Regions from separate parts of the Homo sapiens genome. Here region 2 is linked to region 1. Evidence: chromatin contacts called from ENCODE Hi-C data. All regions are on one chromosome and are shown on one strand. The core of a region is the stretch at or near the end of the contact, and the rest is flanking DNA. Distances in the headings are between cores, read along the strand shown.

Region 1 (5,080 bases), core at 2,503-5,002:
CATGTAAGAATCATTTAGGGAACTTAAAAACATTTCCAATGCCTAGTCCTATTCCCTATAGCAATTAAATCAAAATCTCCCCCAGGTGATTCCAACTGGCAGCCAAATTTTAGAACCAGCCCATAAAAGTTAAGCCTCTCTTCATGTTGAAGCACCTTTCACAGTCTCTTCCCATTGAAACGGCCTCCATTACCATGACAACCTACATCCTGCTTAAGTGCTGGGGGGCTTGTGCTGGGGAGGTGGGGATCTTGAGCGTTCTTGATCTATTGAGGCCAGCAGCCTAGCCTCTTTTGAAAGTTCTGTAAGGGATCAGGAACTGCCCCAGAGTTTGGTGGCTTCTGGGACTCTGCTTAAAGCTGTAGGCACTGTAGACCAGTGCCTCTCAAACTTTAATGTGTATATGAATCCCTTGGGGATCTTAGTAGAATGAAGATTCTGTTTCAGGCCTGGCGTAGATTTTTTGCATTTCCAAGAAGCTGCAGTTGATGCTTATGCTGCTGGACCATAAACTACATTTTAAGTAGCAAAGCTATGGATCCTCCCTGAAAGCCAGTGTCAATAGATAAAAGCAGCAACAGCATGTAGCAGTGGCAAATATGCTAAGATAAAAGGGAATGGTGACTGTTTTGTAGGCAGGATGCTATAAAGCCAATTGGGCCAGGCACGGTGGCTCATGCCTGTAATCCCAGCACTTTGGGAGGCCGAGGCGGGTGGGTCACCTGAGGTCAGGAGTTCGAGACCAGCCCGGCCAACATGGCGAAACCCCATCTCTACTAAAAATACAAAAATTAGCGGGGCATGGTGGGTCGCCTGTAATCCCAGCTACTCAGGAGGCTGAGACAGGAGAATCACTTGAACCCGGGAGGCGGAGGTTTCAGGGAGTCAAGATCGCACCATTGCACTCCAGCCTGGGCGACAAGAGTGAAACTGTCTCAAAAGAAAAGAAAAGAGCATAAAAAACAATATTTGAGGAAACTAAAGTGGAAAGAACAGTAGACCAAACTGATGAGATAGATTTGAGATAGTCATAGTTACACTAAAGAGTGTGTAAAACAATACTGAAAGATATGGTAGAAGGGTAGATAAAGAAAAGCAGAGTAGCAGAGAAGAGCCTGGGCTTCCAAATCAGATTAAATTCAAAACCTGGCTCTACTGCTTACTGCCTATGTGACTTAAGCAGATGACTTAATTTATCTGTAAAATGGGAATAACTTTCCTACTAGTTTTGTACCTTTGCAAATGGGTTAACATGAAAGGTGCCCAGCCCAGGCTTGGTAACAGTATGTCCTCAATAAATGATTGCTACCATGATATAAATATATAAATGAAGCCCAGGTGTCTAGGGCTTCACCAATTGTATGTTCATTCATTCAATCTTGATGGCTTGCTTTCCTCCCTTCCTTCTTTCTTTCCTTCCTTCTATCCTTCCTTCCTTCTTTCCTTCTATCCTTCCTTCCTTCCTTCCTTCCAGACAGGGTCTCACTCTCTGGCCAGGCTAGAGTGCAGTAGCACGATCATGGCTCACTGCAGCCTTGACCTGCTGGCCTCAGGCGATCTTCCTGTTTCAGCCTCCCAGGTAGCTGGGACCACAGCCACATGCCACTACGCCTGGCTAATTTTTTGTGGAGTTGGAGTTTCACCATGTTGTCCAGGCTTATCTCGAACTCTTGGGCTTAAGCAACCTGCCCACCTCGGTCTCCCAAAGTGCTGGGATTACAGGAGTGGGTCACTGTGCCTGACCCTAGGTAGCTTTCTAACCCTGCTTGGCAGGCTGCAGAAAATCCAACTTTATGCAGAAGTTGTGCAAATAACCTGGGGAGCTCTCTTGCGTTCCCGTATTGGACTTTCTCATTGCTCTCTGCAGGCTCAGACCACAACAGAACCCAGAGAGGCATTACCCTTGCCATCACCACCAAGGTTGCCAATGCCTGAATACTGGAGCCTTTGCATCTTAATAGTTGAAATCCATGTCATTGCTCTTGCAAAATGAACGTACCTGAGTATTACCTACGTTATTTGTCTAGAATTTGGTGACGGCAGTAGCGTATATTCTCTGAAACTGGGGTGGAAGTAGTGATGTCAGGAGAGACGTCCACAGAAAGGAATCTTGAGCATCAACAGGTCTCAGAACCTTCACCTCACACACACAGGCATTTTCTCCCCAGAGTACACAAATGGAGTGGACGTTCCTGTGTAGACATCCATTCTATCCAGAGCGGCTCACTAACCACTCTCTGATGGTAAAGTCTTGTTGCTGATAACATGAACATTTGCTGAGGACTTATATCAGCTATCCTCAACTATCCCTATGAAGTAGGAACTATAACTGCATCGATTTTCCACATGAGAGAAAGAAGGTTTAGAAAGACCAAGAAATAGGCCCAGGGTCACGCATATAGTAAGCAGTAGAGGTGGGTTTTGAATAAAGTCATTCTGACTCCAGGACAAACATGTTCATTTTTTTAAAATTTCTATTTATTTTTTTTTGAGATTTTTTTATATTATTTATTTTATTTATTTATTTAATTTAATTTTTATTTATTTATGTTTTTGAGTCTCACTCTGTTGCCCAGTCTGGAGTGCAGTGGCACGACCTCGGCTCACTGCAATCTCTGCCTCCCAGGCTCAAACGATTCTCGTGTCTCAGCCTCCTGAGTAGCTGGGATTACAGGCACCCAGCTTGTTGAACTCCTGGGCTCAAGGGATCCTCCCACCTTGACCTCCCAAAGTGCTGGGATTACAGGGGTGAGCCACTTGTCTAATTTTTTTTTTTTTTCTGAGATGGAGACTCACTCTGTCGCCCAGGCTGGAGCGCAGTGGCGCGATCTCGGCTCACTGCAAGCTCCGCCTCCCGGGTTCACGCCATTCTCCTGCCTCAGCCTCCCCAGCAGCTGGGACTACAGGTGCCCGCCACCACACCCAGCTAATTTTTTGAATTTTTAGTAGAGATGGGGTTTCACCATGTTAGCCAGGATGGTCTCGATCTCCTGACCTCGTGATCTGCCCGCCTCGGCCTCCCAAAGTGCTGGGATTACAGGCATGAGCCACCACGCCCGGCCTAATTTTTGTATTTTTAGTAGAGATGGGGTTTCACCACGTTAGCCAGGCTGCTCTCAAACTCCTGACCTCAAGTGATCCTCCTACCTTGGCCTCCCAAAGTGTTGGGATTACAGGCGTGAGCCGCCTCTCCCAGCTGCATGTTCAGCTTTGTGTCCACTCACTATTCTATTCCCTGCACCAGATTCCTCATACTGACCATTTCATTCTCCAAACATCTAGCTTCCACTTGGGGCCCCTAGTCAATCAGATATGTCTGTATATGTCTTAATCCTAATCGTGGACAGTGTTCAAGTATTTTATTCAGAGGGCTCCTTAATTCTGTTGCAAATCAGTGAATGCAAATAGCTACAAGGTAAAGGGGGTTACCAGCCTCCACTCTCCAGGAATATCTGAGTCTCAGTCTGATCTTCAAAGCCCTTTACAAAGTTGCTCCATCATTATCATCTTAATCCCATAACTGGGTGACTTTGATAGGCTGGAACTAAGTTTTCTGGATTTTATAGGCAAATTCTATGACTATATCATTCATATAATAGAAGGGGGTAAGGAGGACCAAAAAGGAAGAAAAAACTGAATTTCAGGTTCATTTGCTCAGGCTCTCAGTTCCTGCAGAACATGAGTTACAACAGTAGTGATGAGGGCAGCCCAGGGTGCTTCAGATGCAGTGTAACCAGCTCAAGTCCTGCTGCTCGCCGCTCAGAGGTCAAAAGCACAAGAAGCGAGGTGTGGTGAAAGGAAAGCAACTTTATTCAAATGCTAGAAGTTGGGGAATAGCCAGGCTCATGCCTTTAAAAGACCATTCCCAACTTTAGGCTAGGGAGAGGGACTTAAAAAGGGGAACTTGGAATGGGAAGTATGCAGGAGTGGTGCTGAGTTCAAGGTCTGTGTCTCTTGTTTCCCTGGTGACTGTCAGGGTGATCTGATGTCATCTGAACGATGGCCGGGTTGTAGACTAACAGCCTTGAGGTAATCTCTGGCATTTTGCAGCTGGGCCTCCATGTCTGGTTTATGTCAAGATTAGACCCTGGAACTTCTAAGTAAGCACATAATTAGATCCAAGTACAATTAGATAAATGTGCATGGTGTAAGGGAGTGTATGGTAAGAAAGGGAGAGACGCGGTGTTTCAAATAAAGTACATTTCAAGGCTACGTCCTAATACTAAGGAGGAAAAAAGGGTTTCTGCAGTAGGCTTCAAGGTTACATCTTGAGACTGGAGAGAAAAGAGAAAAAGGGGGGAAAAAGTTTTGAAATGCATTTTGAAGCTGAGCTATTCAGTTCCCATAGGGTCCCATCTCCAATAGATGAACCTAAGAAATAAGTGAGCAAGAGAACTGTGGGGCTGTCATTTATATGGTGTTACAGCTGCTGTGACCCATCCCTCACCTGCAGGTATCAGATGAAGGGTCCTAAATTGGAATCAGGCAGAGAGAGAATAAGAGAAAGAGAAGGGATTGAAGTACACCCAAAAATCCTTTATATATTAACAGGCATGTGAATCTTTAAGATGCAGTACAGGATGTGAGGTTTACCAAATTATTTGACCACTGCCTCCCTTTTTTTTTTTTTTTTTAACAGAATAAGCAAAACAAGAGTTTTTTTTTAATTATTATTTTTTTCTTTATTTTTTTTTCCCCTTTGGTAGAGTCAGGGTCTCACTATGTTGCCCAGGTTGGTCTTGAACTCCTGAGCTCAAGGGATCCTCCCACCTTGACCTCCCAAAGTGCTGGGATTACAGGGGTCAGCCAACATGCCTAGTCAACAAGGGTTTAGTGTTTTGCAAAAACACACTTGGGAAATGCTGGTCTAGTAGATTTTTGGAACACACATGCCACCAATGGATGACTTTATCAAGAGTAGAGAAACCAGTTTGTCAGGTAAGAAGGGGAAGGAAAGACAGGGAGGAACGAAGGTGCTCAGCGGAAGGGAAGGAACAGGAATGACAGCTGGAGAAAGTGGCATGGGAGGAGGATACTGAGGAAGAACTGATTGCTAGGGGTGTTTCGTTTTGCTTTGTTT
Region 2 (5,114 bases), core at 1,220-3,719, 290 kb after region 1:
CTCATCATAGCTCTCTGCAGCCTCGACCTCCTGGGCTCAAGTGATCCTCCCACCTCAGCCTCTGGAGTAGCTGGGACCTCAGGGATGCGCGCCACCACGCCCAACTAATTTCTTTTTTTGTGGGGAAGGGGTTTCAACGTGTTGCCCAGGCTGGTCTCAAACTTCTGAGCTCAAGGGATCCACCTGCCTCAGCCTCCCAAAGTGCTGGGACTAGAGGCATGAGCCACTGCGCCAGGCCCAGAAACCATTTTTAAGTGTCACATCAGCTATTTGCTAAGGTATTAGGTGTATTAAAAAAAAAAGAGGATTAAATTATTATACTAGAACCCATTTAATATAATGCATTCAGCAAGATAAACTCAAAGTAAGTGGAGGAAGTGTAGGCAGGAGATTCCAATTCAGTTTTGTGACAGGAAGTACCTGCTATGGAAGTATAGAAACAAGAATACCAAGTTCTGTTTTAGCACAAGAAAGAAAAAAAAAGAAAATACTAGTGAATAGGGCAAAAGAGGAAGTTCTTTTTAGTGAACCATCTGTCATGTATTACAGACAATTAGAAAAACATTCACTTTTCCACTAGGTTTATGTATGAATGTAGTTCCCCAGGTGTACTGAAGTCTGGATTTTGCAGTTTCCCTATGACAACATATCCTATGATTCAATTTTTATTTATTTATTTAGAGAAGGGATTTTGCTCTTGTTGCCCAGGCTGGAGTGCAATGGCCCGATCTAGGCTCACGGCAACCTCTGCCTCCCCAGTTCAAGAGATTCTCCGGCCTCAGCCTCCCGAGTAGCTGGGATTACAGGCATGCGCCACCACACCCGGCTAATTTTGTATTTCTAGTAGAGATGGGGTTTCTCCATGCTGGTCAGGCTGGTGTCGAACTCCTGACCTCGGTGATCCGCCCAGCTCGGCCTCCCAAAGTGCTGGGATTACAGGCATGAGCCACCGCGCCCGGCCTATGATCCACATTTTACACATCCATAAGAAGACAACAGTGGCTTGAAACATTAAACTATTCGTTTCATATCTTAAAGTTTGATTAACTTTTTAAAATCAATGCTAACTACGTAAGAATCATTTTTTAAAAATACTTAAGTTTCACAACAATGTGAATATACTACTGAGCTGTATGTACACTTAAAAATGGTTAGGATGGTAAATTTGATTTTTGTGTTTTTCACGACACAAAGTGTGTAAGTTAATGAGAATTTTTTCACTTAAATGTTAATAGTAGCTTGTCATATAAATTTTGATTAAAGGAAAAATCGCTTTACACTTAACTTTTAATAATTTGCTGTCATCTTTAAATTAATGTAATTAATTTTTAAAGATGCTTCCATACATGGGCAAATTCTTTAATCCTGAATTATAGAGTGAAAGTGAAGCACTATTTTCAATTAACATCTTTCAAATCATCTAAATTATTGCCAACAAATACTAGTTATGAAATTAGGTATATTTTATTTCTGTTGATTTCTTTATTCAATTAAGTGCAAATCTCGAATTAAGAGAGCAAGATCCCTAGTCTTTTCTTAAAGCAACTGTAGTTCTGGATTATGAGGTAGGTGACACCACACCTCAGCCTTTGGCAGGGCGGTGGCCCAAAATGCTGAAGTCAACCATGTCCAATCACCCTTCTGGTCTGGCTCAGCCCTATCAAAAATTGTCAGGCTTCTGTGAACTTTCATTAAGTCCCGTTCAGAAGACTGCACAACCCAGGTTACTTTAGCAGCTCGGGAAGGGCCTGGAGCAGCCGGGTTGGCTTGCTACCTCTGGGAAGTCTCCAGGAAGAGAAAACTGGGAAAAGGCTTTAACTTTGCGCAAGCCCCTTTTCTCTGTCAACATCTCTTTCCCTTCCCAGCGAAGGGATGTGTTCTCGAAAGATCTACCCCTTTCCAACTCAAATGTCATTCCCTGATCAGCTGCTGGAGGGGCAAGCGGCGCTCAACCCACGCCCTCCTCTTCGAGCACCTTCTCCAAGTGCCAGCGCGCCGGGCTCGCTCTGCAGCCCCCCACACCAGCCCTACAGGAAGAGGGGCCCTGGCTCACGACCCCGGCCCGCCTCTGCAAGGGGGCTCCCGGCCTGGGAGGCTGTGGCTGCCCGCGGGGGTCCACTCCCGGGTCGAGTGGGGGTGACCAGAGCCAGCGGGAGGGGTTTCTTGGGAGAGGGGAGAGACGGCCTCACCTTGACCCTGATTTCGTAAGTGGTGAAGCGGCCCCGGCCGACCCCCACCGTTTGCGGGTTGCTCACATCGATCTCGAGGAAGTTGCTGGGGGGTCCGTAGGCGTCATTCAGGTTCTGCGGCTTGGTGATCAGCCGCCGGGTGTCAGCCACGGTCTCCGCCATTTCGCTGTAGCTGCTGCCGCCGCCGCGGGCTCCCTCCGCCCCCTCCGCGTTCAGCCGCCGCCGCCGCCGCTGCTGCCCGCCGTGGGGACACGGGGCTCGCGCGCAGCGGTCGCGAAGAGAACGAGCACGTAGAGCGGGCGTTCACCCCGCACGCGAAGCTCCTCCCCGCGCCCCTCAAGCTTCCGCCTCCGAGCCCAGGGGAGAAACGGCTCACTAGCTGGAACGCCACGCCCGGCTCCCGGGAGGCCCGGCCGAGGCTGGGGAGGGGCACTGCGGACTGGGGTGTGAGGAGAAGCGGTGTCATGGGACTCGGGGTCGCAAACAGGTTCCGGCCGGACTACAGCGCCCACAATGCACCGCGAGCGCGCCGCCGCGGGGCTGCGGCCGAGGAGGCGAGGACCCAGACGCCCAGAGCTGGCGCTTCCTGTCTCTCTGCGCCAGCCTCGGCCTGCGGCGGGGTAGAGCGCCGGAAACGGCTTTAGCGGCTTTGGGAATTGCGGGCGAAAGTTAAACGGAGAGATCTTAGAGATTTGCCCGCAAATCGAAACAAAACTGCCCCTACTAACTCTGTGCCAACCTGTGCACCGTCTCACTGTGAACCCCTGAAAATGCCTTTCTGGAGAAGGTTAAGCAAATGCCTGAGATGATTTTGCCATAAACCCGAGCGTTGCACCAGACACGCGTCTGGATTGATAGGTTGAAACCAGTAAAGTGGGGGAGTGAAATAAAAACTAAAGCCCTAGTTAAATCCTAGCATTATGGTCAAATCGATTTTGGAGACAGGTCGGTCCGCTAAAACAAAGTAACAGTAGACCGGCTGCAAGCTGCTTTGGGTGTCCACTTTCGTTTCTCACGAAGTCCTGATAAGTTTTTTTTTTTTTTGAAAAGTATTAAACGTACCTCTACAGGACTGGAAATGCAACTCACATGAGCCTTTTTAAGAAACGGGGAGGAAGGCCGGGCACGGTGGCTTATGCCTGTAATCCCAGCACTTTGGGAGGCCGAGGCGGGCGGATCACGAGGTCAGGAGTTCGATACTAGCCTTGCCCACATGGTGAAACCCCATCTCTACTTAAAAATGCAAAATTAGCTGGGCGTGGTGGTGCGCGCCTGTAATCCCAGCTACTCTGGAGGCTGAGGCAGGAGAATCGCTTGAACCCGGGAGGCAGAGGTTGCAGTGAGCTGAGATCTGCCATTGCACTCCAGCCTGGGTAATAGAGTGAGACTTTGTCTCAAAAAAAAGAAAGAAAGAAACGGGGAGAAAACCCAATTAATTAGGTCCTAGTTCATCTCTTATGGTCCAATGGGAAATGCAGATTTTAAATGTTGAGATACGATACATTTCTATCTCTGCCCAGAGAGTTATCCCTCACAACTATTTCTGCATTTTTTAATATGTCAAGTTTAACACTATAATTACTTTAAATAACCTGATCTTCCCCGCCCCCCTTTTCTTTAGATTTTAAATTATTAGTAATTATTTGTGGAGACGGGATCTCACTGTGATTCCCAGGCTGGTCTCCAACTCCCAGCATCAAAGTGATCCTCCCGCCGTGGCCTCCCATATGTGCTGAGATGACAGGTATGAACCACCGTGCTTGGACTGATCTGTCCCTTGAACTGCAAATTTCTTTTCTTTCTTGCTTTTTTTTTTTTTTTTTTTTTTTTTTTTTTTTTGAGACGGAGTCTCGCTGTGTCGTTCAGGCTGGAGTGCAGTGGCGCATCTTGTCTTACTGCAATCTCCACCTTTCGGATTCAAGCGATTCTCCTGCCTCAGCCTCCCGAGTAGCTGGGATTACAGGCGTGCGCCATGACACCCAGCTAATTTTTGTGTATTTTCAGTAGAAACGGGGTTTTGCCTTATTGGCCGGGCTGGTCTCGAACTCCTAACCTCAGCTGATCCGCTCGCCTCAGCCTCCCAAAGTGCTGGGAGTACAGAAGTGAGCCACCGTGCCCGGCCAACAGCAACCATTCTTAATAACACTAAGAAACACTGGAATAAAAAGAAATTACTTGGCCGGGTGCGGTGGCTTGCGCCTGTAATCCCAGTACTCTGGGAGGCCGAGGCGGGCGGATCACCTCAGGTTGGGAGTTTGAGACCAGCCTGACCAACATGGAGAAACCCCGTCTGTACTAAAAATACAAAATTAGCCGAGCGTGATGGCGCATGCCTGTAATCCCAGCTACTCGGGAGGCTGAGGCAGGAGAATTGCTTGAACCTGGGAGGCGGAGATTGTGGTGAGCCGAGATCGTGCCATTGCACTCCAGCCTGGGCAACAAGAGCAAAACTCCATCTCAAAAAAAAAAAAAAAAAAAAAGGCATTACTTAAATACAATGTATATTATTTTCCAGAAAACAACATTCATTTATTAATTCAACAAATATTTGTTGAAGACCTACTAGATGTTTTCATTCTAAGTACTAGAAATGAAAGGGTAGATAAGTCAGGTTTATAGCCTAGTATATAGTCTGTCTTAGGGAGACAATTCAGTAAATAATACACCTGCCAATATAATTGGTGCTATGAGGCAAATAAAACTGAATAATGTGACAGATAGTGACAGACAAGCTCATTAGATATTAATGCTGGGCATGTCTCCTAATGCAACAGACCAAATGGGAATTTGACTGGTATGATTAGAAATGTAAGCTCAATAAATACATATCAATGACTCTGAATTGAAGTCTATGCAAGCTAAGAGACCAGGAACTACTGTATTATGTTGTCATCGGTGACACCTGAACAAAGCAATCATGGAATA

Evidence for each region. Hi-C counts contacts between places; a loop is a spot of excess contacts on that map. Pooled maps may share reads with other maps.
Region 2: a loop to region 1 is called in a map of dorsolateral prefrontal cortex, with 2.9 times the contacts of the local background. The contact joins the promoter of SNX3 here to the enhancer-like site in region 1. A Hi-C loop is called at or near these places in 2 of 168 maps with a recorded cell type or tissue (dorsolateral prefrontal cortex and esophagus muscularis mucosa) and 4 of 50 pooled maps.

Annotation. Positions count from the first base shown.
Region 1 is chr6:107,968,868-107,973,947 of GRCh38, forward strand. No RefSeq gene overlaps it. Among named protein-coding and RNA genes, the nearest start is that of SEC63, 13 kb to the left of the region's middle. Within about 2 kb of position 3,753, at least 2 of the 41 ENCODE cell types and tissues checked have a DNase peak (open chromatin) inside an H3K27ac peak, as active enhancers do.
Region 2 is chr6:108,258,571-108,263,684 of GRCh38, forward strand. It overlaps SNX3 (sorting nexin 3), which reads right to left and starts at 2,470. Exons shown (of 4, transcript NM_003795.6): 1 at 2,190-2,470. The coding sequence starts at 2,351. RefSeq lists silencers at 2,048-2,157, 2,268-2,527 and an enhancer at 2,655-3,490.